Linked DNA regions of Mus musculus: region 1 is linked to region 2. The links are chromatin loops, found by intact Hi-C in ENCODE. Cell type or tissue: left cerebral cortex. All regions are shown on one strand. Links, peaks and the distances in the headings refer to the core of each region. The heading gives the core; the rest is flanking DNA.

Region 1 (16,459 bases), core at 4,214-12,213, 290 kb after region 2:
GTCTGTATTTGGTATAATGTATTTGGTTGTGTACCCAGGGTGAGGAGTTGAATTAGAAGTAGCTGCTTGGAGAGGTGAAGGATTTTGTTGTCAACATTGCTCAGAATGTCTGTATGTTGGTTAGTTTTGTTACTGTTTTAAATTTCTCTACAATAAGGATCTACAGGTTTGAGGATATCACTCAGTTGGCAGAGTACTTGCCTATAATGTATAAATCTCTGGGTTCCACCCCCAGCACTGCGTAAGACCAGGCATGGTGGCACATGCCTATAACCCCAGTACTCAGGAGGTGGAGGCAGAGGGGCTAGGGGTCAAGGGCAGCCATAGAGCCAGCTTAAGGCCAGCCTGGACAGAGTAAGCCCTGTTACAGCAACAAGAAGTGTCTTTTTATTGCCTGTGGTGGGGTGGGCCACACTCCTCTAAGCTCTGTAGTTCACTGAATTCTTGGTTTTAAAACAGTTGTTAAACGAATTTGCCATTGTGTTGTACATTTATTTGTACATCACTGTGGGGTGCTGTGGTCTCTTCTTTGTTTCACCTGTGTAGGGCTCCAGTCTGGAGATGGGAAAGGCAAGTCAGGTTCTCACGCTTGCAAACACCGCTGTTCCAAAAGCTCCCAGTTGCGAGGTTCCTGCTGAACTGTCTCTAGGCTCCATATCCAGTAGTGGAGCAGTTACTGACAAATTAATCTTCTTTTTATGAGACAATGCCAACTTGTTTAAGTAGTTCAAACAACTTACACTCCCACCTGCAGGGTATGAGTTATTCTTGCTCCACATTCTTGCCAATAACGCGGGAGTCATCAGGCTTCTTCCTCTCCCAGCCTAGTGCTAATAATTGTGTTTTAATGAGCAAAACTCTAATTACTAGTAACACTGGGTCTCTGTTCATATACTAATTTGCCATATACTTTGTTCATATACTAATTTGTGTTTTTACTTCTGAGAAACAGGAATTTACGAGTTTTGTTCTATTTTCTATTGTCATTTGTCTTTTTGTTGATTTGTAGGACTTTTACACATATTAGGAAAACACAATAAATTTTTATTAACTATGTGTCACAAATATCCCCTTTCTATGTGTGATTGGTATCATGTGCTCTCTCTCCCTCCTTCCCCCTCCATCTCCTTTTCTTCCCTCCTCCTTTCCTCCCTCTCCTCTTATCTGTTTTGATAAGCGGATGATTTCTATATTAAAATGAAGTTTACATTTGTTAATATATTTCAAATTCTAGAAATTTCCCTAGTGCCTTCTTTGCCTAAGACATCTCTCCTACTCTGATCTTCTTCAGTCACTTTCTTTCATACTCCATTGCCATAGGGCCACAACATAACTACAAAAGAGGTTGTATATGTAGACTAGGGACCTGGAATACTTGCCAGTTGTCAGTTTTTATCAGTGTGGTGATGAAATAATCAACTAAAAGCAACATCAGGGAGGAAGGGCTTGTTTGCCTCACACTTCCGGGTTACAGTCCATTACTACAGGGAAGTCAAGGCAGGGACTTGAAGTCAAGTGTCACACCCACAGTCAAGAGTGGAGAGAGAACAGACACGTGGGTCTTGATTTACTGCTTAATCTCAGCGCATTTTCTCCCTTCATACTGCTCAGGACTCCCTGTTCAGGGATCGGCCCCACCCATGATGCCCTGCATCTTCCAACATTAGTTAACAGTCAAGGCAATCTCCCAAGAACACGAGCACAGAACAGCCCAATCTGTGTAATTTTCCATTGCGATTCTTCCCAGGTGGTTCCGGTCGCCTGTGTCAAGCTGATAGTTAACACTCACTAGTACACCAGCTTTGAACATCTTGGCCAGTTCTTTTAATATGGTTTTATAATGGTCTTCATCGGGTTTTACAGTTCACTGGATTTGTTTCTAGCTGCTCATGGTTTTGTTACTATTGCTAACTTTATCGATGCTTCCTATTGAGGTATAATTCATATGCAGCAAAATTCATCCATTTTAAGTGTGGAGACAATGAGGTCTTACAACCACCTCAACACTTAGAGTCAGAACATTTCCACGACCCCCTCCCACCCGCTTCAGTTCCTTCCTCTTACTTGGTTCCCAGCAGCCTGCTATTGTAGCCCTCATGTTCCGCTGCTTCTGAGATTTCATGTAAGTGGACTCAGAAGCACTTAGTCCACACCTGCCTGATGTACTTCCCTTAGCCCAGTACTTTTGAGCTCTGCCCATGGGATGCTGTGCTGAGTTTCCTTGTATGGCTTGGTCAGGATTTGTTTATTCATCGATGAACAACTGGGCTGTTTTCATTGTTGCCTATTAAGAATAAAGTTAGTATGAATATCTCTGTTCAAGACATATGAGTGTGGATTTTTAAAACACTTAAGTTGGCAAATACAAATTATCATACGCAACATAATGCATTGAAATATGTACTTAGTGAACTGGCTAAATTGAGCTAATGGGCATGTATTACTTCATATGTCATATTTTTTTGTGGTGAGAACACTTAAAAACTTATTCTTCTAATTGTTTCAAAATGAATATAAGTTTTTGTTGATTATAAATACCCAGCAATGATTCTCCTGAGTCATATGATTAATATATTTGTAATTTCATTTTCCAAAGTGGAAGGGCTGCTTGCATTTCTATCAGCAATTATCCGAGCTTCCTAGTCACTTCATTTCCTTACGCTTGCAATCAGCTGCCATGTATGTATCAGCTCCAGAGGTATGCCATGTAAACTCTGCTTTCAGTTTGCATTTTCACAAGGACTAAAGATGCTGTGTGTCATTTTCGGCATCTGTTTTCCACCCATATATGCTCTGTGGTAACAAATGCTTATTCAAAGGTTTACACAATTGTCTCTCACAAGCCCTCCATTTCCTTATGGTTGAATTATAACTAAAATATTCAACATATAAGTACTTGATAAAATAGTTGTTTGGGAATTATTTTCCATAAGTTTGTGGTCTACCTTTTTATTTTCTTATTTATGTCTGTCAAAGGTCAAATATTTTAATTTTGCTGATGACCAACTTGCCCATTTTTTAGCGATTTGTGTTTTCTGACCAGATAACTAAAATGACACAGTAGAAAATATCTGGGGAGTGGAAAAGTCAGAATCAGTGATGAAATTATTTTAAAAAGCAAGATATAGAGAAACCAAATAGGAATATGCCAGATGTAACTTCTATCATATCAGTAAATGCATTGCATGTAAATAGACTAAACATTCAAATTAAAGGCAAATGACTTACAGAGAGGATAAAAAACCCATGATCTAGCTGTATGCTGTCTACAAGAGACAGATATGTATTATCCTCAAATATATCACTAAGTTGAAAAGAAAAAATGTGTAAGATATACCAGGTAAAACAACAGCCAGTAGAAGACCAGAGTGTCACTCTAATACTGAAGACACTTTAAGGCAGAATTATTGCCAAAGACAAAGGATATTTTATGAAAATGGGTAACCAATAAAAAATATAACATTTATAAAAATACATACCCCTCAAATGCATGAAGTAAACCTGGAAGAAGCAGACAGGCCAACAGTAATAACTGTCAGCCAGCACTCCACTTTCCGTATGGGATAGAGCAGATGAACTGAAGATGCATGAGCACTGATTTAAAGCCAGATGTGGACGTGCCCAACTGCATCCCAGCACTGGGAGCCAGATGTGGACGTGCCCAACTGCATCCCAGCACTGGGAGCCAGATGTGGACGTGCCCAACTGCATCCCAGCACTGGGAGCCAGATGTGGACGTGCCCAACTGCATCCCAGCACTGGGAGCCAGATGTGGACGTGCCCAACTGTATCCCAGCACCTGAGGACAAAAGCAGGAGGAGTAGAGGTTTAAGGACAGCCTGAACTATATGAGAGCCTGTCTTCAAATAACAAAAAGCAAGTAGAATACCTGGACAACTTAGACCAACTATACCTAAAGGTGTCTCTGAACACTTCCTCCAACAGTACCCTGACATACATATGGAACATTCTCCAGACAGACCACAGGTCTGAATAGATTTAATAGAGATGAAATCATATAAAGTATATTCTATGATCAGAAGAGAATGACTCTCTCTCTCCCCCTTCCTTCTCCCCCCACTACCCCCTCCCCTCCTCTCTCTCTCTCTCTCTCTCTCTCTCTCTCTCTCTCACACACACACACACACACACACACACATACACACACACACACACACACAGAGGCAGACACCCTGCCAAACATGGGATGCAGCAAAAACAACGGTAAGAGAAATTTACCATTCTCTGTTCCTTCATTAGAGTTATTCCTTACTCTCTTTAGAAAACTCATTTAGAAGCATTTCTGTTGTAACTAGTTACCTGCTCTTTGTTTTCTTGTTAGATCTGGCCCAAGCAAGCAGTATTGAGGGAAGCTGTTCCTTTCTTGAGTGGAATTGCACCATTCTCTCCACCAGCTTCATGACCCCCAAGCTTCTGCGCAGGGCTGGAAATGGTGTCCTTTGCCAAACTGTTGCTCAGGTTTCCATGCTGGGTGGTGATTTCTGTTGTGAAGGATCTGTGCCCTCCTCTAGGCTGGGAACAAGTCAGCAACATATGTCTAACTTGTGCTGCGTACTCAGGCACCACAGGCTCCAGAAGTATCTGGAAACTGTATAATTTCTCTAATTTTGGGATAGGAAAACTCATTCTGATAGACTGGAAATATTCCTTTCTTCGTAATACCTGCCCATCCCACATTCTCTCTGGCTTCAGTTCCAGCCAGCTTCCCTTCTGTTAGTCCAGACTGTTCATAATCAGTTTCTTCTAACCTACCATCTCCCAAGGAACTTCATCTATAGGAGCCTGCTCTCATCATTTTCCTTCAAGAATCCCAGCTTTTCTTTTCCTTTCAGAAAGCTGTAAACCACTCAGAATTCTCAGCAAGACCTTTGTGTGTCTCTGTGTGTGCTGGTGTGAGTCCAGGAGCACAGAGGCTGGAGAACTCCAGGCATTGGGTCTCGACTTTCACCTTGTTAGGTAGGGTCTCTGTTGTTTGTTGTTGTGTATGCCTGGCTAGCTGCACCATGGTTTTCAGGAAATCTCCCGTCTCTCTCTTGCATCCCTCTCTCTACCTATCTGTCTCTATCTCATAGAAGTGCTGTAGTTACAAACCTGTGCCACTCTGGATAGCTTTCTGTGGATTCTGGAGATTTGAACTTGGGTCCCTGCGCTTGACTCACAAGCCATCTCCCCATCCCAAGACCTGTTTTTGAGTTTATGAAAGGTACCCACATTATCCTTAACTCACTAGGCTGAGCCCCAACCTGCAGCATCTGCTCTGCCACATGCAGTTCAAGTGGTTCCAGCCTTGTGCCCTTTGGATAGCACCAGCTCACTCTACCCAGCGAAGGTACCCAGCCAGTCCTGTGCACGTGCCTCAGCCTCTGTACTGGCCTGTTGGAGTTCTGGCATTTATCCCAGTGACAGGAGTCTGAGCCGGACACGGATGCCTCAGAGTTGTCTTCTTTCAGACATCCATGTGAAGTGGGCAGCCTTGCAACACCTCTATCTGCCCATACGGGTTCTCTCCTGACATCTCAGACTCGGTGGACATGCCTCTTCCGAACAAGCCTTCCTAACGACGTGCTCCTGTGCAGGAAGAGCTTTATCAAATTCCCTCAGCGCTGGGTCAGGATGCATTAGCTCTCAGACTTCAGGTCTTATCTTTCTCACAAGAGAAACTCATTTACTAAAACCCTACAGTGCATTAGGCACTAAGGTGGAGAATCCAAATACATATAGTTCTTTCCTTAAGAAAGTTCTTATGTATTGGAAGAAACATTAAAAAAAAAAAAAGATCAGGGATCTAGTTAGATTGGGTCTAAAATACACATATTCTGACAGAGCCAGTTCTGAGGTGAAGGGGAGAGGGAGAGAGAAAGCAGAAACAGTACAGAGGCCACACACAACACATATTATGCAGAGGCAGTCTGCTCTGTTGCCAGGCCAAGTAGGGAAAGGGAAAGGGGAAGGGAAAGGGAAGGGAATGGGAAGGTGGGTCATGCTGAACTGTTGTGCAGGAGACTGCATGATGTTGAGCAAGGGAGACAGAACTTAACTTAAAAAAAGATACTGGCCTGTTGTAAATGGTCATCACCAGATTCCATGTGAGACTAGACTGATTAACAGACAAGGAAGTGGCACTCTGGGGGCACATTTGAGAGGTAGAGCTGAGAACTAGCTGAGCAACGAGTTAAAGTGTATGGTGCAGAGAGCATAAAGTGGTTCCCACATTCCCATCTGGGAGAGCATAGAGGTGTTCATAGCGGGGGCAAGCATCTAGCAACCAGGTGACAGGAGTCTGCTCCAGGACCCTGAGAACGTGTACAATGGGGCCCAGGACCTCTTAGGATTTGGACACTGCTGCCTATGGCCCAACTGTAGTGAAAGTCTTGCACCTCTCCTTGATACCATGGATTTCTTAGCTTCAGACTCTTAAGGTCTTGCTTCCAGAGAGCCCACCCACATTAGGCCAAGCTTTTGATGCTCGTCTCCTTGTCTAGAGGCTCTGCTCTGTTTGGGCAGTGCCTTGTGCCCAGAGCAGCTGTCACTGCAGACTTTGGAAGAGACCTACTTCATACAAGGTTAGACAGCATTAGGACACGCTGCAGAGCCACTCACTTTAAGAAGCTCTTTTGGATGCCTCAAGCCATTTTCTCTTGATTTCCCCTTGGGAACACTTCTCCCACTCTCTTATTTTTTTTTAAAACATATTTCTATTTTTAAAAAAGATTTATTTATTTATTTTATGTATATGAGTACACCATTGCTCTTTTCTGACACCAGAAGGCGGCATCAGATCCCATTACAGATGGTTGTGAGCTACCATGTGGTTGCTGGGAATTCTGGAAGAACAGTTGGTGTTCTTAACCATTGAGCCATCTCTCCAGCCCCTACCCCAATCTTCTTAAAGGTACAACTTTCCAGGCCCACCCTACTCATAATTAAGGAAATTTCAAATTACCCTTTCTCTGAAATGCAGCAACTGCTCAGCTCTTATCTTTGGGTAAAGGACATCTTAACATCAACAACAAACACTAAGCTTAGGGGTTATGGTAAGTTTAAATAGTGTATTATTCCAATATTACATAGCACAAGGAGTCTAAAGTATTATTTATATTCCTGTTGACTTTAACTGTTGACTTGATATGGCCTAGAGTCATCTGAGAGGAGAGCTTCCACGGAGGAGTAACTACCTCGATCAGAGTGGCCAGTGGGCAGGTCTATGGCAGACTGCTATATTAACTGATGTAGGAAGGCCCAGGTAACTGCACATGGTACCATCTGTAGGTCCGTGGTCCTGAACTGTGTAAGTAAAAAGCTGAGTGTAAGCTGGCCTGTGAGGTAGCCAACAAGAGGCATCTTTCATCTCTCTTTACTCCTCTGGAGGCGAAGTGATTCCTTGCTTGGAGATAATGCTGTGATCCACCAAGTAGAGCAGCTTAGACTTCTCTCGTGGACTGTGACAGGAATTGTAAGCCCAATACATCCTTCTCTTCCCTAAGCTGCCTTTTGTCCGTTTTTATTACAGCAGAATGAACTAGAGTACTTCCCTTCAATTAATCTCTCATACATCTTCCCCCAGTACCCTAAGATTTCTTTTCATTGGCAGCCAGAAACCCAAGGTCACTAGCATAGCACTTGCTGGAATCTTTTGTGTGGCCAGGGGTGGCTCCTCTTAGCTCCTGCTTATTCACATGGCCTTAGCTAACCATTTGGTGGCTTATTTGATGCTCTCTAGTCTTTCCAGACGGTGCTACCTACCCCTGGCAGGAGGGAGGAGATGACTGACTGGGGCCAGAGGAGGTTTTCTTTCCCTGCAGAGCTTTGTCCATGTTGTTCAACTTGGAGCCAGTCTTGAGGTAAATTTCCTTTTAGTTCTCAGAACCAAGGTAGTAGTTGTGGCATGAGCATGATTTCTAAGGACTCTGCGAGGCAGGCAGCTCTCTTTCAAGTGTACTTCAGGACTCCAAAGGGGCCCAGGTATCATAACTCTAAGGACCAACCAATCAACTTGAGGTGTCTGCAAGGTAGGGAGGGGCTAATGGAAGAAGCCTCCTAGTAGGCCCTAGACCTTATCTTTAGGGCTATCTGTCCACTCATCCAAGAGGCAGGCATCTGCTACCGTCAGTCAGAAACTGCGTATACCTGGAGGCAGTCAGAGAGCAACATGAAAAGAAATTCTTGTCTGTATTGAGACCACATGCCTGTAGAACGACTTACAGAGCCATCATTGGAAAGTGTGCCAACAGTGCCACCTAGGGATGCAGAGGGGATAGCTCGGATGATCGATGTGGCCGGAAAGGGATCCAATCTCAAGAGCAGCTTTTCCAGGCTGCAGTAGCAGTGTATCTGGTACCTATTTGTCTGTCTGGATGCTGAGGTAAGGGCAGGCAAGCATTCCTGGAGCTTTGGAGACTCGGACTATCCTGAGGACAATCGAGCACCACTAACAGGGATGGTGGGCTCTATCCAGGTTTCTAAGTACAGGCTGTCAGCAGAGCAGATGGACACAAGGACGGAGGGACACTGCACTCTTGATCTAGCACTAGCTCTGTCACAGGCTAAGAGATGGAAGGGGGCCTGTGGCTGCAGAGGTCATCACTATTCTAGGCATGGGAAACCGAAAGATCTTAACAGTGGAGCTCAGCCTCTCCAGCATAGGAGAGCCACCTCAGCACGATGCTGTGCAACTCAGGGTGGTTCTGTGCTAGGCGCCATTTGCCACTCCTTGGGCTTCCCCACCCCCTCCTTCCTTCCCCTAGAGGTAACAGTGGGATATGGACAGGAAGAAGACACATCTTTGGGGCTGGCAGTCAGACATTTCTTTTATTACCTCTGCCCAGATTGCCATTCTAAATCCTGCTTTATAGCAGTGAGAGCCACAGAGAAGTCATCGGAAGCTGGAAGTAGGAGCCCCTGAACTTTTAAGGGAAAGAACTTTTTGACCAGACCAGTTTGATTGGATTAAAAAAGTGTATTGGACTTCCAATACAAAATAAAAACATGAAATTGTTTTTAAAAAGCCATAGAGTTTTACAGCATCAACTACAGAAAAGGCCAAACAAGTGTGTACAGAACTCAGTCCCAGCAGCCCTTCGGACCCCTCAAGCAGGTAGCGAGGCGACATACACGTTTGCTCCACACCCACTGGAAGGAAGCTGCTAGGCCCCAGCTCAACTAGGACACGACAAGACACACAATGGTTTAGTTTCCAGAGTCACAGGAAAATATAAGACATATTAAATTGTGAAATGGTGTAATACAGAATAGCTTTGCATTTTCTGAATTTAAAAAATTTCCCCAACTTTTAAGTTACTTTATTTAAAAATACATCCCTTCCCGCCCCATGGAAATTCTGTGGCAGTATCCAGGTACCAAGGCCCTGAGGTAACACAAGTGCTGGGGTTCATGGGAAGGAGTGCTCTAATTACATAGCATGCTCTGTGGGCAAAGGCTAGACAGTTTCTGAGGAATCTAGCCTCCAGGAGGCCAGAACGCTCTGACAGCTTTTTGTAGAACAGTCAAAGCACACCGGGTGTCCCAGAACCCTGCCTGGTGCCGTCATGTGACCAGCTAGAAGAGCAACAGGAGTTAGATCATTGCATTTTCATATCCCCCGCCCGCAATCATACAAAGAGCTCATCTTGTTGAAAGTAAAAAAAGGGTTAAGACCTCAAAGGGGTAAAATCACCCATGTTCAAGGACAGGTAGGCTAGGCTAGCCACTGGTGGTCTGAGTAGTCTCACTGGCTAAGGAGCCCAAGCCCGACTGACTTTCTATACTGTCTTCCAGGGATCTATTGGAGAACATGAGGCCTGAGGGTTAGTCTTATACTTTTCATTATACATTAACAACAACAACAAAGCCAACCAAATACACACCTCAGCTTACCTCTTTAACACTCTGCAACGTCTTCTGCGTGTGGCTGAACCCTCAGCACACCTGGAATCTCCTGCTGCCTCATTCTAACTGGGGTTTGGCTGAGCTGCTGGGATAGATGAAGGCACCTGCTTCTGCTGACCCTCTTTCCACTATCTCTGTCCTCTGCTCCTTGAAGAAACATGTGGGGAAGCGTCATGGGTGCCACCCCATCTTGGCTCTCACCCTGGTTGATGTTTTTCAGGAGAGCCTCTGCAATGCCACGAGAGCTGCCTGGCTGAGGACTGGTGCCCAGAGAAGCAGGCATCCTATTTGGAATAGGAAACCAAGATCCTGCCTTAGATTTTAACCTTCCAGAGAGAACCAATACTAGCAACACAAAGGGAGTCTCCACCCTGTGCTTTGTAGCTTCTCAGAGCACAGTCAGGCTCTGGTTCTACTTGGCATCTCTCAAGCAATTAAACATACATTGATAGAGACCTCAGTGTGGACACTCCAAAGAGGAAATGACCAAGATACCAGGGCAGCTAAATCACCAAAGTCATCCACTGTACAAGAATTTATAACCAGATCCAAACAAAACTCCAGTTGCTATGCAGTGACACGAAGATGGAAATGCCAGGAAAGGACACTAAAGATGCTGCTTTCATTCTCGGCAGGCTTCTGGAACAAAGTACATTGACAGAAACATTCACAGGGCCTCAGCAGCCCCTCCATTTCCTATTCCCAATCCCCAATCCCACCCCAATACTGAATCTGCACAGAAAGCAACAAACAAGTCTTTTCAATGTTACATTTCATTCAAATAGATCTGTAATCTCACAGTGATGAGAGGAGAAAGTCAGGCCTTTAATAATTATAATAAAAAAATAATAAAAAAGCTTACAAACAGCAATGCAACATGTCCTCCCCTCAAAGTGATGGATTAACAGCTGGCAGAGGATGCAATGTCTCAGAATTAAGAATAAAAATGAAACCCACAACAAGCCAATGCCTGTCAGTGGTGTCAAACAACCTCACTGTTGATGACTTTCCGTAAGTAACTGGAACCACAGTCAAGTGTCAACTGCTTGAGAGAACATCACAGACTCCCTTGGCTTCTGATAGTGTTTTAAGGTAAAATAAAATAGGACACAAAATTGTACATAAATGCCAATGTCTACACTCCATAAAAGTGATGCAGTTGCAGCACAAAGACACAAGCCACTGACCACAAAGCAAAAGGCAGGTCGTACTTCTTGCCTCTTCCCTGGACACAAAATTTTGGCCCATAGTGCCCAGTCCTGCAGGCTCTCAGCAGGCAAAGGGAAGCTGCCTCCACACAAGTGTAATCCAGGCTGACCAGGAGAAGGCAGGTGGCTGTGCCTGGAGCCAACCCCACATGGAGGCACTGGCTGGTTTGCTGGCTCCTGCTCTCAAGTGCTGTCCTCTCGTACTCTGTACAATTCCTTGTTTTCAAGGTTAAGTTCCGAGACTTGTAGACTCAGGCTTGGAGTCATGTCCAGGCGAAGGTCATCAGGCTGTTGTGATGGCATTTAGGTCCTTCATTAGTCCTTCCAGGTGGGCCATCTCTTTGGTCAGCTCATCTGGTTCATAGCTCTACAGAAGGAAGAACACCATTACTGGGAATGATCTGAAGAGCTGTCCAGAGCTCCAAGTAGCCTGGCCAAAACTGCCCTGGGACGCTGGCCTACAGAAACCAGGTGGACTCCATAAAAACAGAAGCAGCGGACATACTCAAGGCCATTAATAAAGACAGCATTTCTTCACAATACACAATGCCTTTCTCCTGACTTACACATACTCCTCAGCTCACAATGACCTCACAAGGCAGAGAGGCTCTGTTGCTTCCTCTTCTAGATCTCTGTCAGAGCAATATAATGTGTGTACCCAGCATCTCTGGGCTTAAGCTTTCTCTTTAGAGAACCCAGTATCTGGAAATGCAGACATTGAATACTGGAATTTGAAAACAATCTTAGGCACCTTCTCTTCCAGGAACAGAAATGAGAGGAAGGATATATATATATAACTTTGATGGGATGATAAAGCACTGTAAGACTTATCAGAGTAGGTCTGATATCAAACCAAACCCATAGTACATTCCCACAGGATATGGGGATGCTCCAAGGACACCTGTTTGATGAGTGATTAAATCTGCTTTATATCTATGGTGGCAAAGACCTCAGTGTACACAAATGTACAATCAGCTAATAGCATGCAAGCAACTCCCTAGGACATCCTGGCCAAGCCGAGGGCCCCAGGAACTTACACTCTCGGAGTCTTCCAGCATCCTGGTGGTCTCCTGTACTTCAGGGGCACTCGGAACAACCACTGGCATAGGAGGCCGGCTCCTTCCTAACGTCCCGATGGAGGCTGTTTTCACTGAGTGAATGTGATGGTTCAGAGCTGAGGGGCAAAGGGCATTGTTAGGTTGTGGCTAAGGTTGATCCCTTAGACCTCAGCAGTCCACCAGGGGTGGAAGCTGTTTCAATGTGAGGGATGCTTGTAGGCTCAGACAGGGATCTGCTCTGAAAAGTTATCAGAGCAAGATGGAAGGAAGAAGGCAAGAGGGCAACCACGAGGCCAGAGAAACACTCCACTGCCTTTAGAAAACTAGTATTTTCTCCCAATGGTTCTCAAAGTATGGTGAGCCACAGACTACTCATAAATACCTGGGAGTAAAAGCTCATTCATTGTGACACTTAAGGAACACATGCCTTTTTTTTACTAGGTTTTATTTGTATTGAGGGTACACAGCAACATGGGCAAGACTGTTAGGAGCCTTAGCAATGAAGACAGCAGCAATAAGCTGTGAACTTAACTAGGGTCATGCTTTTATATTTTAACAAGCTAGTATATTACCCTTAATGAAGCAATAAGAAATTGTTTTATTAAATCTTAACTCTCAAAATTACATGTGTTTAACAAAATGCAAATGTTTCTGCTATATACCACACACAGAACCATCTTCAAGAAGGGGACCGTGATAGACTCACTTGCCAGTTGAGGTTTTATCATGTAACAACAAAACTTTTAATTCAAAGATGATTGACACATGGGTCATTCAGACATTTATTTTCCTCCTTCCTTCCTTCCTTCCTTCCTTCCTAGCTTTATTTATTATTATGTCTAAGTACACTGTAGCTGTCTTCAGACACACCAGAAGAGGGCACTGGATCTCATTACAAATGGTTGTGAGCCACCATGTGGTTGCTGGGATTTGAACTCAGGACCTTTGGAGGAACAGTCAGTGCTCTTAACCACTGAGCCATCTCTCTAGCCCCAGATATTTTCTAGAAATAGAAAGAATGAGCTATGAACTTAAGGAAAATATGACAGATACTGCCAATATTAAAATCAAAGTTTTTGTGAAAATTACCATTTTGAAAGACTTGTTTCTGTTATCTGACTGTGAAAGCTTCTTACAATGAATGTGTGAATATTTGGAGGATTTTTAAAAGTTATTGAACCAATATCTTCCAAATGTCCAACGTGTGTTTTAGTGTTACACATCCAAAGCGCAAGCTAAATCTAATGCAACCTAGTGGACCAGACTGTGCAGAGTCCGCAGACAGACAGAGATGCTGCACTATAAATCAGTCTTGGAGAAGCTACAACTTGTTGAATTTTTCCATTGTATCAAAAAGAATACCCAGACTAGGCTCGGTGGCATGTATCGGAAATCCCAACAATGAGACGGAAGGACTAAGAACTCTAGACCGGTGTGGGCAGTACAGAAGCCCCCTTTTTCCAAAAACGAAAGCTCCTAAATATCTAAAAGGTTATGAAAGTACACTGCCATTTGCCAAGTATGTATCTGTGAGGGCAGAGTTTTAACAACCAAAACAACTTATTACAGTAGACTGAGTGTGGGACACTTACAAGGTAAGAGAAACTTAGTGATAACTGTTCACCAAAAAAATAATGTGCTAATTATCTTTTAAATTAATTAAAATTTAAAAAACTTTCTTGTATTAATTACTAATATGATAAGTACTGACATACTCCATACACAGAAACAAGATTGTTTTGGGATTTTAGATTAGTCCATCCATTCTCAGCCTTGGCAGTGGTCCTGATCCGTGTGTCTTTAGACTAGCACTGATTGCTGAAGAGGCTTTGAGAGACTGAAAAAATTTGAGAACCACAGACTTATTCTGAAACAAACCATAATAAGCAGTGGCCAGAGTCCCTTGCTGAGCTGTGAAGTACAGCAAATGAGTGCTCACTATCTTGAGACTCCTGGTTTTCAGACCTGGCCTCCCTGGCCCTTGTTTAGCCTGAAGAGTCTTTTAGAGTGAGGTGATTCCAGGGGCCTAGATGGACCAGCTCTGTTGTCCAAACCTATGTCACTGGATTTTAATACCAGGGATCCCACACAGAAATCACAGTTCAAAAGTTCAGCCCCTGCTCACCACTACATTATGCTATGGCTTGTATGTTTTCCCCACAAAGGGGACAATGACACAGAGCTTCTCTAAGTTGCTATGAAAACTTTGGAGGATATTGCTTTTTCTTTAAAAAGTAAAGGGGAGGGGCAAGTGGTGGTAGCACACACCTTTAATCCTAGCACTCAGGAGGCTGACTAGTCTACAGAGCAAATTCCAAGACAGACAGGTCTACACAGAGAAACTCAGTTTAAAAAAAGAGAGAGAAGTAGGAGCAGGAGGAGGAAAAAGAAGAGGAAAGAAGGAGGAAGAAGAAAGAAGAAAAGAAAAAAGGAAAGAAAAAAGGGATGTGAGAGTGGTATCGGAGGGTGAGTGGTAAAGACCTCTATCCCAAAGCTGGGTCGAAGCCAGCGGCCCCTCGGTCGATGCTGCTCCTCTCACTCACCTTGCTGGGACAGTAATGGTGTGCTTGGCAGTGCAGGATCATAGAGAGGAGGTCCTGGGGGTGGGATTGCTGGCACAGCGAAGCTCTTCAGAGGGTGGGAAGGGCGGACATGGGCTGTGGGAAGACTCTGGCCTGAGTCTTCCTCTTGGGAGCTGGCCAAGTAAGAGGAGCTAGTAGCACCCTCAGGGTCCTGATGGTCAGTGCAGCACGTCTGAGACGAGGACGCTGGCATGGTGTCCGTGCTGGGGGTATTTCGAACAGATTCTATAGCAGGAAAGCTTAAATGTTAGTATTTCTTTACCATTAAAATATGCAGTTGTGGCTACTTCCAGGGGTTCCCTAAGCCTGTTCAATAAGCACTTTAGCAGATCAGTTCTAAGTCCAGAGACACACGGATCAGGACGACAGCCAAGGCTAAGAATGGATGGGCTAATCTAAGAATCTATAAACAATCTTGTTTCAACCGACAGTTTCAATTTTTTTCTCTAGTTACATACTTAGGTAGTTGTAAGTTCATAGATTTAAAATACTTACTATGGAGTCTTTATGAAGGTTCTGAAGACTAGTATATACAATTTTTCAAATTTCACTCACTGATTGGTAGTCTTAGAAACTGACCATTCACAGACAACCATGTCTAGTAATACAGGCTGGATAATACCCACCAGAAATTGGCTCTGTCAGCAAGGCTTGTGCAGGTGAGGCCAATGCTCAGGTACTAGATGGCCATCACCAATGTGAATGGCTTTGACCTCATGACAATAAAGCCTCACATAGTCTAGGGGTCTGTATACAGCTGAAGACTGTGTCAAATGAATGCTGTTTTTATCCAGAGGCACAGGGAAGGGTTAGCCTGGAGAACAAGGCAAGTTTCAGAAAATACATCTTCTGAGGGCAGCACAGTGGGGCTGGAAAAGCACACTGGAGTTAGCCAGTCCTATATTTTACTTTGATAATACTAGATGAGTGAATCTGGCAAAGTCACTAGATCTCTGAGCCTTTAATTTCTTCATCTATAAAACATGGAGACACACATAATTCATTATGTATAAAGTATATATGTATGTATGTATATATACATATATATGAATGTGTATGTATATGTATATATATACATGTACATACACATATGAATGAAGAGCTTGAACATAGTCCCTGTACAACAGAGAGGTTCTCTTTGTAGACACTGGGTACTTATTCTATGCTAAGCATTTTACATTTATTTCTCAGAGTAACTCAGGAAGCACTGGGAGGGTAAATAAGCAAGTCGCCCACAGACAGGCACCGAGTTTGAATCCCTGCACTGATTCCCAGGCTCAGGTTCTGAAGCCCCACAGATTTCCTGCCTTTCTGCACCTGATGCTTGTCTCCCCCTGCAAAGCAGAAGCAGCAATGTCAGAGACTGAGAAAGATTTTCATACAGTGTGAACAGGAGAGACCTGTTCTCACCCAGAAAGGAGACACGGAAAGCAGCTTGGGCAACAGGCTGTAACAGGTAGTTTGAAGGCTTATTTTGACTGTTTTGAGTTCTCAGCCTTAAGAGAAACACATAAACTATCTAAACTATCTGCAGGAATCTAACCTACTTCCCTGCCTTTGTGAAAAAGCAATCCATCTGCTCCCTTGGGCTCTCAGTAGACAGAATAGACCGCACTTTAACTTAAAAGGTGCTGGGTCCCACGGATGAGGATAAATGTACGTGGGCTAGAACAATCTCTCCAGGTTCAGACACCTTTCATCCTCT
Region 2 (16,459 bases), core at 3,760-11,759:
GAGCTATCACGCCAGACACAGAAACCTAAATCTAAAGAGGGCTGACTTCCAGGAAAGGCAGAGGACTAGAAGCTGCCTCCCTGCAGCCCAATAAAGGAGAGTTAGAATAATAATAAACATAAAAGTTTGTTCATGGTGGCTTACAACCATTCGTAACAAAATCTGATGCCATCTTCTGGAGTGTCTGAAGACAGCTACAGCGTACTTACATATAATAAATAAATAAATAAATAAATAAATATTTTTTAAAAAAAAGTTTGTTCCAGGGCTGAAGAGATGACTCGGTGGTTAAGAGCACTGACTGCTCTTCCAAAGGTCCTGAGTTCAATTCCCAGCAACCACATGGTGGCTACAACCATCTGTGATGGGATCTGATGCCCTCTTCTGGTGTGTCTGAAGACAGCTACAGTGTACTCACATACATAAAATAAATAAATAAATCTTCTTTTTTTTAAAAAAAGAAAAGAATAGCAAAGGTAATGGGATACCTGGAAAATATAGAAAAAGCAGCAGGTGATGTACCAAAAAGATGTAAACCAAGACATCCAACCACAGCCACACAAAGTAAAATAAGTGGGCCTCAGGGAAAACTGACAGGAAGTCCTGCCTCATAGAAAAAGCCCACAGTCCTCATAAAACCTTAGATCCAGGGTCTGCCCCAACAGATGGATCAGAATCCTATTTTGTCACTCAGCAGGTCCTGGAGGGCAGTGATCAGGGTCATCTTGATAGAGAGACTGTTATTTAAAATTGAGCTGGCCTCTTGTCCTGAGACTAGGAAACACCTGTAAGTTGGGGAGCCTGAACTTAACTTGCTGAAATGCCAAGCTGAAAGACAGCTATGGAAAGCAGTTGTAAAGAGAGGGAAGGCCAAGGGAATGGTCACAAGGAGCTTGGATCAATCAGTGACGTACATAAGAAATAGTGGCTATTGAGGCCAGGAAGGGATGTCATCAAGTCACAGTGAGCTTGGAGTTTGATGGTCCTAAGCCTAGGTCAGCAGGTGGATCAGCCCCTAGAGTCCCCATCTGCTGTTCCCTGCTGTAGAACCTGAAAATTCAGAAGCTGCAATGGGCTACCTGATATCCACAGCTGCATGGATCTAGCAGGTGATTGACGGTCGGGGGGTTTTGAAAGCATGGAGGAAGGTCCACTGTTATAGAGATTGCAGTGTGGCCATTGCATTCCACCCCACTCCCAACACACTCAGGCGATACCTTCAGTCAGAACACTAGCTACCTGAGTGGAAAAGACCAGGGCTGGAAGACAAGGTCAGAGAAATACCACATTCAAACATCAATAACGAAGAATGCTATAGTCACTGGTCTATAATGCCAATTAGAGATTGGATACAGGAAGATGGGGAGTTTGAAGTATCCTCAGCTATGAAGTGAGTTCTAGCTCAGCCTGGACTTCATAAGAGGTTGTCTCAAGAGAATTGAAATGAAACAAAACAAAACTAAAAAAATGGACATGACGGCTGGGCAGTGGTGGCGCACGCCTTTAATCCCAGCACTTGGGAGGCAGAGGCAGGTGGATTTCTGAGTTCGAGGCCAGCCTGGCCTACAGAGTGAGTTCCAGGACAGCCAGGGCTACACAGAGAAAGACACGACTACAACACCCAAGAACTCTGTAACACAACCAAGAGACCAAACTTAATAATCCATGAGATAGAAGGAAGAGCTGAGAGAAAGAAAAACAAAATTCCCATGGTATAGTGAATCCTTTTCATGAAATCATAGCGAAAAACAACCAAACAATGAAAACCTTCAAAATCTAGAGAATAGACACCTAAACACAAGAAGAATTTAGGGTTCCATATACATAACCAGAGAAGAACCACTCCATGACTTCTTCTTCTTTTTTTTTTTTTTTTTGGTTTTTCAAGACAGGGTTTCTCTGTGTAGCCCTGGCTGTCCTGGAACTCACTTTGTAGACCATGCTGGCCTCCAACTCAGAAATCCGCCTGCCCCTGCCTCCCAAGTGCTGGGATTAAAGGTGTGTGCCACCACTGCCCGGCTCCATGACTTCTTTTTTTTTTAAATTTTATTTATTTTTTTATCTATCTATTTATCTATCTATCTATCTATCTATCTATCTATCTATCTATCTATCTATCTATTTAATGTAAGTACACTGTAGCTGTCTTCAAACACACCAGAAGAGGGCATCAGATCTCATTTTGGGTGGTTGTGAGCCACCATGTGGTTGCTGGGATTTGAACTTCAGACCTTCGGAAGAGCAGTCGGGTGCTCTTACCCACTGAGCCATCTCACCAGCCTCCATGACTTCTTATAATCAAAATATCAAACATTCATGGCAAAAGTATTAAAAGCCATAAGGAAAAAAGTCAATTCCTATACAAAGACTGGCATATTAGAGCAATATTATTTCTCTTATTGGCAACCAAAAAGCTAAGAAAGCATGGAACAATATGTTTAAAACCCTGAAAGTAAATCTGTACCAACTGAGATTGTTATACCCAGTAAAGCTATCTTTAAAAATGGCAAAGAAATAAGGCTATTTCAAGGCAAATACAAACTAAGGCTCAGGTACCCATCCCTGTAGCTGGTCTTTACTACTTTGTGAGTTCTTCTTTCTCCCACCCTTCAGCCTATATTCACTTTTTTTCACCTTTTCAACACTCTAACACTAGAGAGGAGAAGAAAAAGGATAGAAAGTAAAGGGGATGATGTTATTATTATACGACTTCCTTCTGAGTAGGGGCATCAAGTTGCTTGAGGTAGGTTCGATCTTCACCATCAGGATATCTAATTTCTCCTCCTTCTCCTTCTCCTTCTCCTTCTCCTTCTCCTTCTCCTTCTTCTTCTTCTTCCCCTTCTTCCCCTTCCCTTTCCCCTTCTTCCCCTTCCCTCCTTCCCGTTCTTCCCCTTCCCCTCCTCCTCCTCTTCTTCTTCTTTTTCTTCTTCTTTCCTCTTTATGCATGACTACTTAACAAATGCAACCAACAACCCATACTTTCTCTCAGGGCCCTAGCATTTATATACCCTCTGAAAAGTTCCCAGAATTCCAAACATCACACAATCTCAGAAACTATCTACTGCTGGCAAAAATCACACCTCTGTTAGAGCATGAGGCAAATCATAGCTGCTGTGGACAATCTGAAACAGCCCTATATCCCACACCTGGAATTAAAATTAAAACATATTCTTATAATATTTCTGTGGCTTTAATTTTTTTCCAAGTGGTTTTTTTAAAGTTTATTTATTTATTTATTTATTTATTTATTTATTTATTATAAGTACACTGTAGCCGTCCTCAGACACTCCGGAAGAGGGAGTCAGATCTCATTACGGATGGTTGTGAGCCACCATGTGGTTGCTGGGATTTGAACTCCTGACCTTCAGAAGAGCAGTCGGGTGCTCTTACCCACTGAGCCATCTCACCAGACCATTTCTGTGATTTTAAATAGAAACTAAAATGACAAAATTGTTACTACACATCCATAACAGAAAAGGTATCTAAAGAAAAACATGTGCACCAACTTACTCTTGCTAAAAAGTATTGTGATCCCACTCAATGCCTGAGATTTGGTTCTCAGTGGCACACATCAGGCATGATGGCTTAAATCTGCAATCCCAGCAGTATCAACGACCCTGAGAAACTTGTTGTGCATGCTCAGGTCCTATTCCCAGGCTCAGGAAGCAAGGCCCAACAATCCATCTTTGAACTGTTCTCCATGTAATTCTATAGAAGTTTCAAGCAACAGGGTCTGGGACTGGGGCTGGGGCTGGAGCTACTGCTCATTGATAGGACATTTTCCTAGCATGTGTCAAGCCCTGACATAAATATTTTAGCACTGCATAAAATATTTGAAAGATAACACAAATCCATATGAACATCTATTTTCAATTTTGACTATGAATTGGAATCAATTAGAGTCTTTAAAAAACAGCTATTTATACTGGGCAGTGGTGGCGCACGCCTTTAATCCCAACACTCGGGAGGCAGAGGCAGGCGGATTTCTGAGTTCGAGGCCAGCCTGGTCTACAGAGTGAGTTCCAGGACAGCCAGGGCTACACAGAGAAACCCTGTCTCGAAAAACAAAAACAAAAACAAAAACAAAAAAGAACTTGAAACACAGATGGCTTTGAGGCACCATGTGGGTGCTGGGAACAGAATCCAAATCTTCTGCAAGAGCAGCCAAAGCTCTTAACTACCGAGCCATTTCTCCAGCCACAACTGGAGAGATTTAACATTACACTTCCCTCCAAGATTCTGATTTAATTGATAAGGTCTAGAGATGGAAACTTTTAAAAAAGACATAGATAATATTTTATTATTTATTTATTCATTTATGTGTATACATGGTATATTTGCATGTAGTGTGCATGTGCAAAAGCTAGGGGAGGATATTGATGTCCTATTCGATCACTCTCAGTCTTAGTCTCCTGAGTCAGAGCCTTGAATTGAAACTAGAGCAAGGATGGCAGCAAGAAAGTCCTAGAGATCCTCCTGTCTCTGTCACCCACAAGGTTACAGGCACACATGCATACAACATCTGGCATTTTATGTGGATGTGGGGGATTTGAACTCAGATCCTTATGTTTGTGCAGCAAGCACTCTTACCCGCTCAGCTATTGCCCCTGCCCCAGGATTGGAATTGTTTCATAGTTCTCTGGTTGTTCTAAGGTTCATCAAAGCTGGAAATGCAGAGCATTTACTCAACAGCACATTAGAGATTGCTATGTATCTACATAAACTGGGCCCCACCCCAGACGATGGAATTGAAACCTCCAGAGGCTGGGTGGTGAGCATCTCTCTTTTAGTGCTGCGTTTTATTCATGCTTCCCAGTTGGTTCTAATGTGTAGCCACAGAGAACCATTTCATTATTGTAACTTTCTCAGCTTCTCTTTACTCGCGCCTCTCCCTTGAGGGCTCAAGAGTGAGGTTTCGGGTGAGCCATTGTGGGAAGGAATTAAGCAAGTTTGAGACCTGCCACTTAGAGAGGGCATGTGAATGTCTAGTCTTGCCCCCCCCCCCATCCTACATTTCCCAGTAGTACTGGGAAACAGCGTGTTCACTCACTGCTGTTCCCTGTGTCTGTGCGTACACGCAGCATTTAGGAGCAATTTGTTCCCAAGCTAGTCTGGCTAGCCGACTACTGGAGGTTATCCAATATAAACTTTATAAGAGGGATGCTATAATTTCTATAGGCATATTCATGACTTTTATTCAATTATTTCCAAATCTGGGCAAGGATTAGCCCCTAAGATCCAACTCCAGTCATAGAGAGCATAAACCGGCTGTTAGGCTGGTCTGCTTCATCCTCATCCCTATATTAGTCAGTCATCAAAGTGGATACGGTACCCAAAGTTCTCTCTAAAAAACGAGAAGCATCCCATGCTACTGTCCAGGGAACAAACATTATTCTAACCTTAGCCGACCCTGAGTGTGGAGTTTGCCCAAGGATATTGCTTTGCTCAGATTCAAATGACGGCAGTCAAGATGAGTGGGGCAATATATATTACTGAAGGAGCTTAAAGGTGCAGAGATCTTTGTAGGATGAAGACAGGAAACCATTAGGAAGTTCAAGAGCATCTCTAGGAATCCTACAACTCTGTCGTTTTGACCAATCTTCCAAGGGCCAATTGAATACATCAAACCAAACCAAGGGAGGACTTTCCATTTGGGAATTACAGGCCTTACCACCAGGGGGTGCTACCAACACTGGAAAGAAGACCTCCAAGGGATTCGCTGGAGGCCAGGAAAGTGTTTCAGCCTGAGCTCTGAGGACCCCTAGGGCTCTTCTGGTGCATCACAAGGAGCTTAACAATCCTTGGACACATCTGCATTCGGAGTTTTCTTAGTGTATGTAAATAATAATCAGTTTGGTTTTAAGACAGGACTTTGTTCTCTGTAGCATAGGCTGATGGTCTGGATCTATATATCCTAGCCTGACCTGGAACTTGTAGTGACTCTCCTGCCTCAGCCTCCTAAGTATTGGTGTACATATAAGCTACTATGTCTGGTAAGCCGTAAAACAACAATAACCCCCAACCCTCGATTTCTAAATTCCTTTAAAGAGGTTCCCACATCAATAGGAGATTTTAGTTGTGTGTCTTAACAGCAGGAAGAAACTAATAGTACTCTTATGTCATGTGGGGACCTGCTGATGTTTTCCCTAGGTAAAAAGGGTTCTTTATAATTTAGTGCTTTGAATGGTACCACCCATAGGTAAAAGATTGCTCCTGAGTCAGCTTTTGCAATCATGATATTGTAACATTAGGGAGAGAAAATGTAGGCTGGAGTCTGAGCTGTAGTAGTGTCATGATCAACATTGAAGTGCGTGTAACACAACAGAAATTGTTCAAAATATTGCACATAAACTTATGCACTTTTTCTTCTTACAGTCTTTCAAAGCTGCAATGATCATTGTCCCTATTTGACAGATAATTTGTCAAGAGAAATTATTAGGTCACTGGGGCGAAGATGCATAGATACTAGCGATGCGGGCGGGGGTGGATTTGGATTTTATAATTTCTTATCCAGACTAGTTCAGATTGTGCTATAAGAACAACCCCGGAGGGCTGAAGAGGCAGCTCAGTTATTGAGAACATTTACTGCTCTTGCAGTGGACCCAAGTTCAGTCTCAGCACCCACATAGATGCTCACAACCATTGATAACTCCAGTTCCAGGGGTTCCAACATCCCCTTGTAGACTTTACAGGCATTACAACACACACAGAACACAAACATACATGCAAGGAACACATTCATACACATAAAATAAAAATTTCTAAAAGTAGAAAAGAGCAGACATCCTTGAGTCTCAATAGCAATATTATCAGTTCTGTGTGGGTGACAAGAGGGTTCAGCTTATTGTGCTAACTCGAGGATCCAAGTGGTCATCCCTTTCCTGTTGACATGTATTTTCACTATCATAGCCATTACTCACTATTACCAAGACCAAAGAGTCTGAAACCCTGGAAATGAATGAATGCTTCACTTGGAAAATGATGCGTGCCACTTCTCAAATTTCATTGGCTGAGACAGCCACAGGCCACTCTCAACTTAAAGAGGGCAAGGAGATGTGCTTCTAAAATAAGCCTAGAAGCAAGAGAACCCGACTGTCTGCCATCCACAGTTATGCTTGGAGATCCTGAGCAAAACCTGCCATCTCTTAGCCTCAGTTTCCCCATCTGTGAATGATACTTTTATAAGGATTTCTCGTTGCGAGTGTAAATACGTAGGTTTGTTAGGACACAGCTTTTCTTCTGTGAACATACCCCAGAGATAGAGCCCCAGCCCTTGCTGCAAAGCACAGTCTATAGCAGATAGCAGATAGTTGTCTAGTTCCTGGGAAAGCTGGAGAGTTCTGGAGAGTTTGTGATGGTTTCTTTCTTTCTTCCTTCCTTTCTTTCTTTCTTTTTTTTTTTTTTTCGGTTTTTTGAGACAGGGTTTCTCTGTTTAGCCCTGGCTGTCCTGGAACTCACTTTGTAGACCAGGTTGGCCTCGAACTCAGAAATCCAACTGCCTCTGCCTCCTCCTTTTTTTTTTTTTTTTTTTTTTTTTTAAGATTTATTTATTTATTATATGTAAGTACACTGTAGCTGTCTTCAAACACTCCAGAAGAGGGCGCCAGATCTCGTTATGGATGGTTGTGAGCCACCATGTGGTTGCTGGGATTTGAACTCCAGACCTTCGGAAGAGCAGTCGGGTGCTCTTACCCACTGAAGCCATCTCACCAGCCCCCCTCTGCCTCCTCTTTACTCCAGATTCTCTAACCCTTTGAATATAGTCAGGTCAGCAGGCCAGTTTACCCTTTCTCACTTGTAAGCCACAGAGACACCCGAGGATGTCTGTTGTGACTCATAGATGAGCTAAGCCACAGAAAACACTCCTTTGCTAACCACAAGTGCTGAGGGTGGTTCAGGGAAAACAAACAAGCCAACTCCCCCAAATCTGTGTTTGTGTTCGAGAGCCTGTGTGCCCGCACTGGGAGGCCAGAAGTTGCCTTCGGGTATCTCCCTTAACTATTCTTTTTCTTTCTTTCTTTCTTTCTTTTTTTTTTTTTTTTGGAGAATACTCAGTTTTTGAGGTAGGGTCCCTCACTGAGCCTAGACCTCATCGATCGGCTAGGCAGACTAGTTAGCAAACCAGAGAGCTCTTCTCTTCTCCAGACTCAGATTACAGCGTTGGCTCTGGTGGCCATCCTTTTCTGTTTTATGCTGGGGAAACTCAGGTCTTCACGTTTGTGTATCAAGCATTTTTAAGGACTATGACATCTCCCCAGTACTCTCTCACCGCAAAAGAAGGCATTTCTCAACTTTCTATGCAACATGGCTAAACTCCTTTTTGATTGCCCCTTTCCTGTGGGTCATCTCTGATACACCAGGCTGAACAGTGAACTGAGTGGAAACTATTTTCTTACGGGTTTCCTCTACCAAAGGTTCTGCCTATTACTGGACACACTGTGACTTCCTTGTAGAATTGGATCTGTAGCCCTGCACAGGCTAGCTCTTCAGGCCCTCAGAGCTTGTGAAGCTAAAATAAGGCCAAAGAGGGGTGGGGAGGGCACAGGTAGGGAGGAAAAGGAGGACACTTGAAGGCTGAGGGAACAGATGTCCGTGCAAGGAAGCACAGCGATCGTTAACACTGCCTGGAAGGGAAAAAAAAATCCACGAGGCAGAGAGGTTGTGGCCAGATACCTCTAGGGGTCTCTGGTCAAAGTCCAGAAGGAAAAGCAGGGTTTTGATAAGGGGTACTAATAGGAAGCTCAAAAGCAGGGTCTAGGGTATCCATTTCTGAAGCTTCGAGCAGTAACGCATGAAAGGCAGGATGGGTGGGGGGAGCATTGTTTTCTCAATGCTTCCTCTAATTTCTGAGCGCTAGGATCCCATAGAAGTGAGAACTGTACTCCGCCGTCTTCCCCCGTGGGAGAAGGAGCGGGTGGAGTCCCCGCCTCGCCCCGTCACGTGGCCAAAAGCGCCCTTCGCACGTGACCGCCCTTGTGCTTGGCCAATCAGCCTCTGCAGGGGCGGGGACTTGGGGAGGGGGGGGAAGAGGGCCTCTTCTCGCGAGCCTTGCCGCCGGTGCTCCTGGCCCGCCCACGGCCGCCAGCGGAGGTCTCGCGAGGCTTGGACGCTGCGGCGGTAGGAGGAGGACAGGGAAGGACGGAGCTCGGCCGCGGCTGCCTCCCTCGTTCACTCCCTCGCGCGCGCGCTCGCCCGCCCCCTCCCTCCCTCCCCTCCCTTTCCCCGGCCCCGGCCCCGGCCCATTCGCTGCGCGCTCTCCGGCTAGGGAGGATGTCGGGCTCGTCGCTCCCCGGCGCCCTGGCCCTCTCGCTCTTGCTGGTCTCTGGCTCGCTCCTTCCAGGGCCAGGCGCTGCTCAGAACGGTAAGCCGAGGGGCCGGGGGCGGGTCGGGCGGGGGCGCCCGGCTCTGGCAACCAGAGGGGCCGGGCCCAGGCCTGAGGGGGATGCCGGAGCCGGCAGCGGGCGACCCGGCTGAGGCGAGGAGGTGCTTCGCGGAGAGGTGGAGGCGTCGCTTTGGTGCGAGCCCGGGGCTCTGTAGACAGGTCCGCGGCGTAGGGCTCATCGCGCACCGGGAGCTGGAGTAGCGGGGGCGGCTCTGGAGAAAGCGGCGGGAGACAGGCGTTCGAGTTCGAGCTGGCGGAGGGGTGGTGTCGGCGAGAGAACCGGGCTCCGCGGGCGCTGACACCCGGGATTCTACTGGGGCCCTGGAACCCGGGTGACATTCTGCAAAATGGGAGGAGGGGGGAAGCTGGGGTCAAAAGGATCCCGTAGAATACCTAGAGGCAGCAGACTGCTTGAGTCTCTCAAGGAGAGGGGTTAGTGAGCGATTCGGGAAACCTTGGATTTGGGGGTAGAGGGAAGGTGGGTGGAAAGATGGAGTGGGTTGACTGCAGTAGGGGGACCTGGAGAAGAGAAGCAGCAGTGTCTCCAAACGAGCTGGGGGAAGAGGATTGGGTTTTGCCAAGGAGGGTGGAGTGCTGGGCATTCTAGGGTAGCGGTTGGGAAAGCAAAAGGGAGTTTCTAAATAAGGAGAGGAAAATGAGCAGAGGATGCGGGGAAAGCTTTAAAACCGAGGTAGAAGAAATATCAGGGAAGTAAAGGGTGCCTGGGTATAGTGGTGGGAGTGGGGGAAGACGGAAAAATAAGGGAAGAGAGTAAAATGCAGGAAGTCGGGGGTGTAATGTTGCTTTGTAGCGCGGCGGATACATTAGGGAGGGGACGAGTTGTGGCAAATGCTTTATGATGCTAGTTCGGCCTTTGGGGAGGGCTGGGACACAGCCACATCTGCAGTGGTGGGATTGAGGGCAATGAGAGATGGTGGCAGGGGAGATGGAGGAAGTGGGCTTTTAGAACTGAAAGTTTCAAGATTGCAAAGATGTTATTTCTGAGGAATATGAATGTGGTCTCTGGGTTGGGTTTAAGGTACAGTGGAAGTGAGAATTGGGTTGCGAACTGAAGCTCTTTAGAGAAGATGGTGAAAGATAATAGGCTTGGGGAGCTAAACATGACAGATTCTGTTGGAATTGTCACAGTCCGTTGTTGAACCGCACATTCAGATACAAACCTAAAGGGATAATGAACCTAATTCAGCTATTGTGGAAACAACTATTAGGAGGTTTAAAGATTTCTATTTTAAACATGAAAAAAATTAATGAGAAGTTGGTTAGGGATAGGGAGCCATACATTAGTCATTAGTTTTAATCTCTGAATTTCTTCGTTGTTATGCTAAAACAATTTGAAGTGGCTTTCATTAAAACAAAAATCAGTCAGAGCCAGTGGAGTTGAGTATTTTGAAGACAAACTGAGCTTAAAATGCTAGCGGATACAGTAATAATGTATCACATTTAGTATTGGAAAAAAAGTCACTTTATCAAATATTCCCTTTACAAGGGAATTTTATGCCCCATGGCTTTATTACTTCATGAGCCAGAAAGGAAACATTTGTTTCTTACATTGAATATCCTAAGGATATGGACACTTCCACCCCCTTTTCCTTCAAGTATGAAGCTGTAGAAGGGAAAGGGTAAAGTTAGCCTGATTTGCTCCCTCTATGCTTGGTATCTATGTATATAAATATGTGTTATTTATCATAGATGTGATAACAATGTGAGTTTAATTCTGATTTCAGTTATTTGTGGAAATAACAGTTTCATTTTGCACTATAGATGAGAGATTCTTGATCTTAGATACTTAATCTCTGCTGGCATAAGTTATTTCTGATGATTTATAATATGGTAAATTGTAGTTTCTTAGCAACTAAGGCAAGGTTTTTGGATAGGCCTACAAAGACTCATCTGCTCTTAGTGATAATATGTTCTAAATACAGCATAGTACAGCCTTTCCCTTGAAATGAGCTTGGATTTAGTCACATGACAGGGCTAGTAAAGTGACTATGAACCCATAGTTGAGCTAAATGAATGTAAATTGAATTCATGAAAGAAATGGTTACTTCCCAGTTTATATGGTTAAGGATGCCATTTTAAAGCTTTCTGTAACGTGCCTCAGTGATATTTAAGGTTTCTGTTGATTGTAGTCCTGTAATAGTCTCATTTTGTGTCCTCAAGTGTTTTTACTTTTTTAAACAGTGAAATGAGATACCATGTTATATACCACATAGTATTTAACTATTAGACATACTGATAATAAAAATAATGCTTTGGAAAATCAGTTGTAGAGTCACTGTTTCTGGATTGAAAATGTGGCAGTTTAGATTAGGCATGTAGAAGTTTTTGAAAAAGCTTCTGTTTTTGTTATTCCTTAAGTGAAGAATTTGGTATAGATGGCCAGCAGCATTTCTTTTTAATTCCAAAAGGAATACGATCCATTACCATAGGAATTCAAGTACATTTTACTTTTCATATAAATATTCAGACTTGTAAGGTCACAGTTTCATATAAAACATAAAAATTTTAAGGTATTCAAAGGTTTTAGGTTAAAATTGAACATTAAACCAAGCTCATGATCTAGAGCACAGGCTTTGGACACAGATAGAACTGGTATTTTGTTTTGTGTGTGTGTGTGTGTGTGTGTGTGTGTGTGTGTATAGAGAGTGGTGGGAGGGAGAGAAAGGTGAGAGAGAGAGTGTGTGTGTGTAGATACTAGGGCTCCAACCTTTGTACATACTAGGCAAGCATGGGACCATTGAGCTTTGTCTTCCCAAGGATTGGGTTTGAATTCTAATTCTCTACAGCTAAGTGACCTTGAGTAAGGCAGGCCTTAGTTTGATCTGTGAAATGGGGATTACAGTTAGTCCCATAGGGATGATGTAAGGATTAAATGAGGTAATGAGTCTAGTTGGATTTCATTTTGATACTATTGCAAGTCTTAGTGTTAGCCATAACTATTATTAAAAAGTAGCATGATTGCTTTTCTTCTTATGTGTATTAAGCATTTATTAAAGCTTCTGTCATCATGAATACAAGTTAATAATAGGTCATTTGAAGGTCCCTTACAGAGATTTGTGCCAACCATTTTGCTGCAATTGAAATTCTGGTGAGGAAGTTTATATTCTGTTTGATTGTCTGGGAGATTTCATGGTATTCTTTTCTCCTGACCATGCCTGCAAATGAGTACATTTTCATAAGGGTCAGGTGTAGCCTTTTTATAGAATACCGTTGTTGTAAGAGAAGTAGAATGTAGTACCTGGAAGATGAGGTTTACAGGTGTTAGCTGAACGAATGAATGTGGGATGGAATGTGAAAATGTAGTATGTTCTTCTGAGACTTATTACATTAGATAATTAATACTGTAGGGGCAAGTAGAGAATCTAATGAGTTTTATTGTTAACAGCTGAATTTGAAGAAACCATTTTGCTTAGGTGATTCTTAGCTGTGAACATTATGCTTACAACAGTGCTAGTATCTGCACTAGGTGGTTTATGAGTCTTTTTGTCAAGTGCTGTTAAGTTGTTTGGCAGTTTGCTTTAGACTATCTTTCTACTTAGAGAACTGAAATAAGTATCAGAAAGATAAAATCTTATGAGTGATAGCCGTGGCATCACATGTATGACAAAATGTCAAGCAACAGATTTAAACATAGTTAAAATATTATTTGACTAGAATAAAGAACCTACCTTTGAATAAATAAAGTTTTTCCTAAGGAGACTGTACGTCTTTAATCTCTTTGCACATATTTGTCAGGGGTCTAGTAGGAAAGGTCATCTAACTACAATAGAGCCTATTTCTTGGCTCGTCTTCTAGTTATTGAGTCCATGTTGAGAGACAGGTTTGAGTGTGTGTGTGTGTGTGCGTGTGCGTGTGCGTGCGTATGTAAACACAGAGCTTAACCTATGAGTATGCCAAAGTTTTAACAGAAAATGATGTGCTCCACAGTTAATTTACTTGCCACAAATTAAGATCTGATTTCATTGTAGATCTGATTTCCTGTGAAATCTTGAAAAATTAGACTTACAAGAAATTTTTTGCTTTTTCAATATGGTTTTGCTGTAAAACATTTCCTTGTAGGCTCTAAGGCAGCGGTTTGTGGGCTGCGACCGAAACAACCCTTTCCCCAGGGGAGTCACATATTGGATATCCTGCATATCAGATAGTTATGTTGTGATTCATAATAGTAGTAAAATTACAGTTATCAAGTAGCAACAAAAATAAGCTATGGTTAGGGGTCAGCACAGCATGAGGGCCTGTATTAAAGGGCCACAGCATTAGGAAGGCTGAGAGCAATGCCTCGAAGGTAACATGCTACTGTACTATTGTTTTAATTTCATTACACATAGTTCTTTTTAGTGCTGAGATTAAATTTAGGGCTTCTCAGATGTTAGGCAAGTGTTCTAACTCTTGATCTTAATTTAAAAATTTCTTACACTTATTTACCTGTGTGTATGTGTTTCTGTGCATCTGTGAGTAGGGGTTCATTTCTTGGTACACCTGTGCAAGTGTTGTCTTCTACCATGTAGATTTTGGGGATTGAAGTCAGGTTGTCAGGCCTGGTGATTTGGTGGCAAAGATGACCACCTGTGACTTACAAAGGTGCTCTGTGAGTTTGTATGTTTTTAATTAAAATGTTCGCCGGGCGTGGTGGCGCACACCTTTAATCCTGGCACTTGGGAGGCAGAGGCCAGCCTGGTCTCCGAAGTGAGTTCCAGGACAGCCAGGGCTACATAGAGAGACCCTGTCTCGAAAAAAACCCCAAAAAAACAAAATAAAATGTTCTTTGGAATTCAGATCTATGAGAATGTTTGTTTTTTCCTTTGTTTTATTTTTATTTTATATTTTATGTTTTTGAGAAGGTTTTTGCTGAGCAGCTCCTTTCCTTGAACTTAGATCCTCAAACTTTACCCTCCTGAATGCTAGGAAGTATAAAGATTTTTTTTTTATGCTTTTGGAAAGAGAAGGGGTGCTGTTATCTGTTAAAATGAAGTATATGAGCAAATGAGTGACTGTTGAATACCATACAGAAGGTATTCGGTGAAATTTTGATAGTTTGCTAATAAAATTACAAAGAGAAGCTTTAGAAAAATGGATTTTGTGAAATAATTTCTGTTGTTTAACTCATCCTGTCCTTTTTTTGTCATCGTTGTTGTTGTTTTTTGAGACAGGGTTTCTCTGTATAGCCCTGGCTGTCCTGAAACTCACTTTGTAGACCAGGCTGGCCTGGAACTCAGAAATCCGCCTGCCTCTGCCTTCTGAGTCCTGGGATCAAAGGCGTGCGACACCACAGCCGGCAACTCATCCTGTCTTAACTCGTTGTGTACAACAAGAGCACAATCCGGACAGGATCAAATATAAAGAATGAGGTTTTGAGAGGAAGGGAAAGCCAGAAGGTTGTAGTAGGATAAGGAGAAAAGCTGGATGTTTGAATAAGGAATGCATGGATCTTCATTTGAGAAACATCTGGAGGAGCCGAAGCTGCTAGAAGGAATAGTAGGATGGGGCAAGAGAAATGACTTTCAGTGGTTAAGAACGCATACTGTTCTTCCAGAGCATGAATGTAGCTCCCAGCTGCTTTTGACTCCAGCTTTGGTTTCCATGGGTACTTGTACTTGTGTGCACATACACATGTAGACACATAATAAAAAATAATAAGAGTAAATCTTTAAAAAATTGTAGAGACTTTTAAATAAATTGGCACATCAAAACTGCAAAAGTGGTGCAAAAGAGCACTTCCTGTGAACAACTTGACTTTGATAATGACTGTGAACAAAAACATTTTACATAAATGGTCAAATGACATTAATAATGTAGAGTTTAATTTTAACCTAGGATAATACATTTTAAAACACAGTTGTGAGGCCTTCGAAGACTTTTTTTAATCTTTTTTTTTAATTTATTTTATGTATATGAGTACACTGTAGCTATCAGAAGAGGACATCAGAGCAGGGCAGTGGTGGCGCACGCCTTTGATCCTAGTACTTGAGAGGCAGAGGCAGGTGGATTTCTGAGTTCGAGGCCAGCCTGGTCTATAGAGTGAGTTCCAGAACAGCCAGGGCTACACAGAGATACCCTGTCTTGAAAAACAAAAAACAAACAAACAAAAAAAGAGGGCATCGGATCCCATTACAGATGGTTGTGAGCCACCATGTAGTTGCTGAGAATTGAACTCAGGACCTCTAGAAGAGCAGTCAGTGCTCTTAACCACTGAGCCATCTCTCTAGCCCACACCAACTGTTTTAATCACATTCAAGTGTTTCCTCTTATTCTAAAAATAATTAAGCTTAAAATACTTGTCAGTATCTTAAGACCTTTCCTGGTAGAATGCTGACTAGGCCCAGCGCAGGAGTTGGTTAATGTTGCTTCTCTTTTCCTTCCCTGGCGTATTTTTAGATGGGTGGGTTTGATCATATCTTAGCTGTCTTCCAGTTCTAAAAATGACTTCGTTATTAGACCCAGTGTAGGTTCTACCTCCAATGGGTCTGTATAAGCTTCTGTTTTTATAAGTTTTTAGAAACCTACTTTAGGGATGATGTACTGTTTTGAAATTTGACTTTTTCTGAGTATTCTTCAAATGGTACTTGCAGTTCTTGTTTTAAGGAAGACAGAACAGTAACTGTTATGGAGATTGCAGCTCAGTGCAGATATTGCCAGTGTGAATTAAAAACAGTCAAGAAACAAACATTTTTGCCTGGTAGGTATTTGTATTCCCGTTGGTTGAACACTGTTTGGTTAATGAAGAGATAATGAAATAACACTTTTTAATTATAAATTATAAATTTTATAATTACTTTTAAAATGCTATCCTTTGAGGAAATCTGTTTCTGTATATGAGTTTTTTAAACTATATATCTAAAATGCATTTCAAATCTTTTTGTTGTGGGTAAAAAAAGCAACCCAAATATCTGAATTATATCTGAGGATATTACTAAGTTAATAGCCCGTAGAAACAACACATAAAACAAAAAAATATTTTGTGTACATGTACACATGTATACATGTATATGTTGAGTGCATATATGGGCCCTCAATGCGCCTCAGTGTTTGTTTTGAGGTCAGAAAGCAACTTGTAGG

Evidence for each region. Hi-C counts contacts between places; a loop is a spot of excess contacts. Peaks named below come from ENCODE experiments on the same cell type or tissue, not always from the same donor. Only the 100,000 strongest peaks of a DNase experiment are listed, where the experiment ranks them.
Region 1: it touches region 2 in a loop (2.5-fold over the local background); 11 of 42 quality-filtered maps call a loop at or near these places.

Annotation. Positions count from the first base shown.
Region 1 is chr9:58,865,877-58,882,335 of GRCm38, forward strand. Neo1 (neogenin) reads right to left here. Exons shown (of 28, transcript NM_001042752.1): 26 at 14,716-14,979; 27 at 12,152-12,288; 28 at 8,803-11,481. The coding sequence ends at 11,398. Among named protein-coding and RNA genes, the nearest start is that of Hcn4, 51 kb to the left of the region's middle. In left cerebral cortex, for the core only: a CTCF peak has its summit at 8,254; a DNase peak (open chromatin) is centred at 8,268.
Region 2 is chr9:58,573,166-58,589,624 of GRCm38, forward strand. Nptn (neuroplastin) reads left to right here and starts at 9,075. Exons shown (of 9, transcript NM_001357751.1): 1 at 9,075-9,361. The coding sequence starts at 9,271. In left cerebral cortex, for the core only: CTCF peaks have their summits at 5,717 (motif pointing right), 7,603 (motif pointing right), 8,710 and 8,911; DNase peaks (open chromatin) are centred at 5,704, 7,793, 9,014, 9,553 and 1 more place; H3K4me3 peaks cover 2,827 bases; H3K27ac peaks cover 2,185 bases.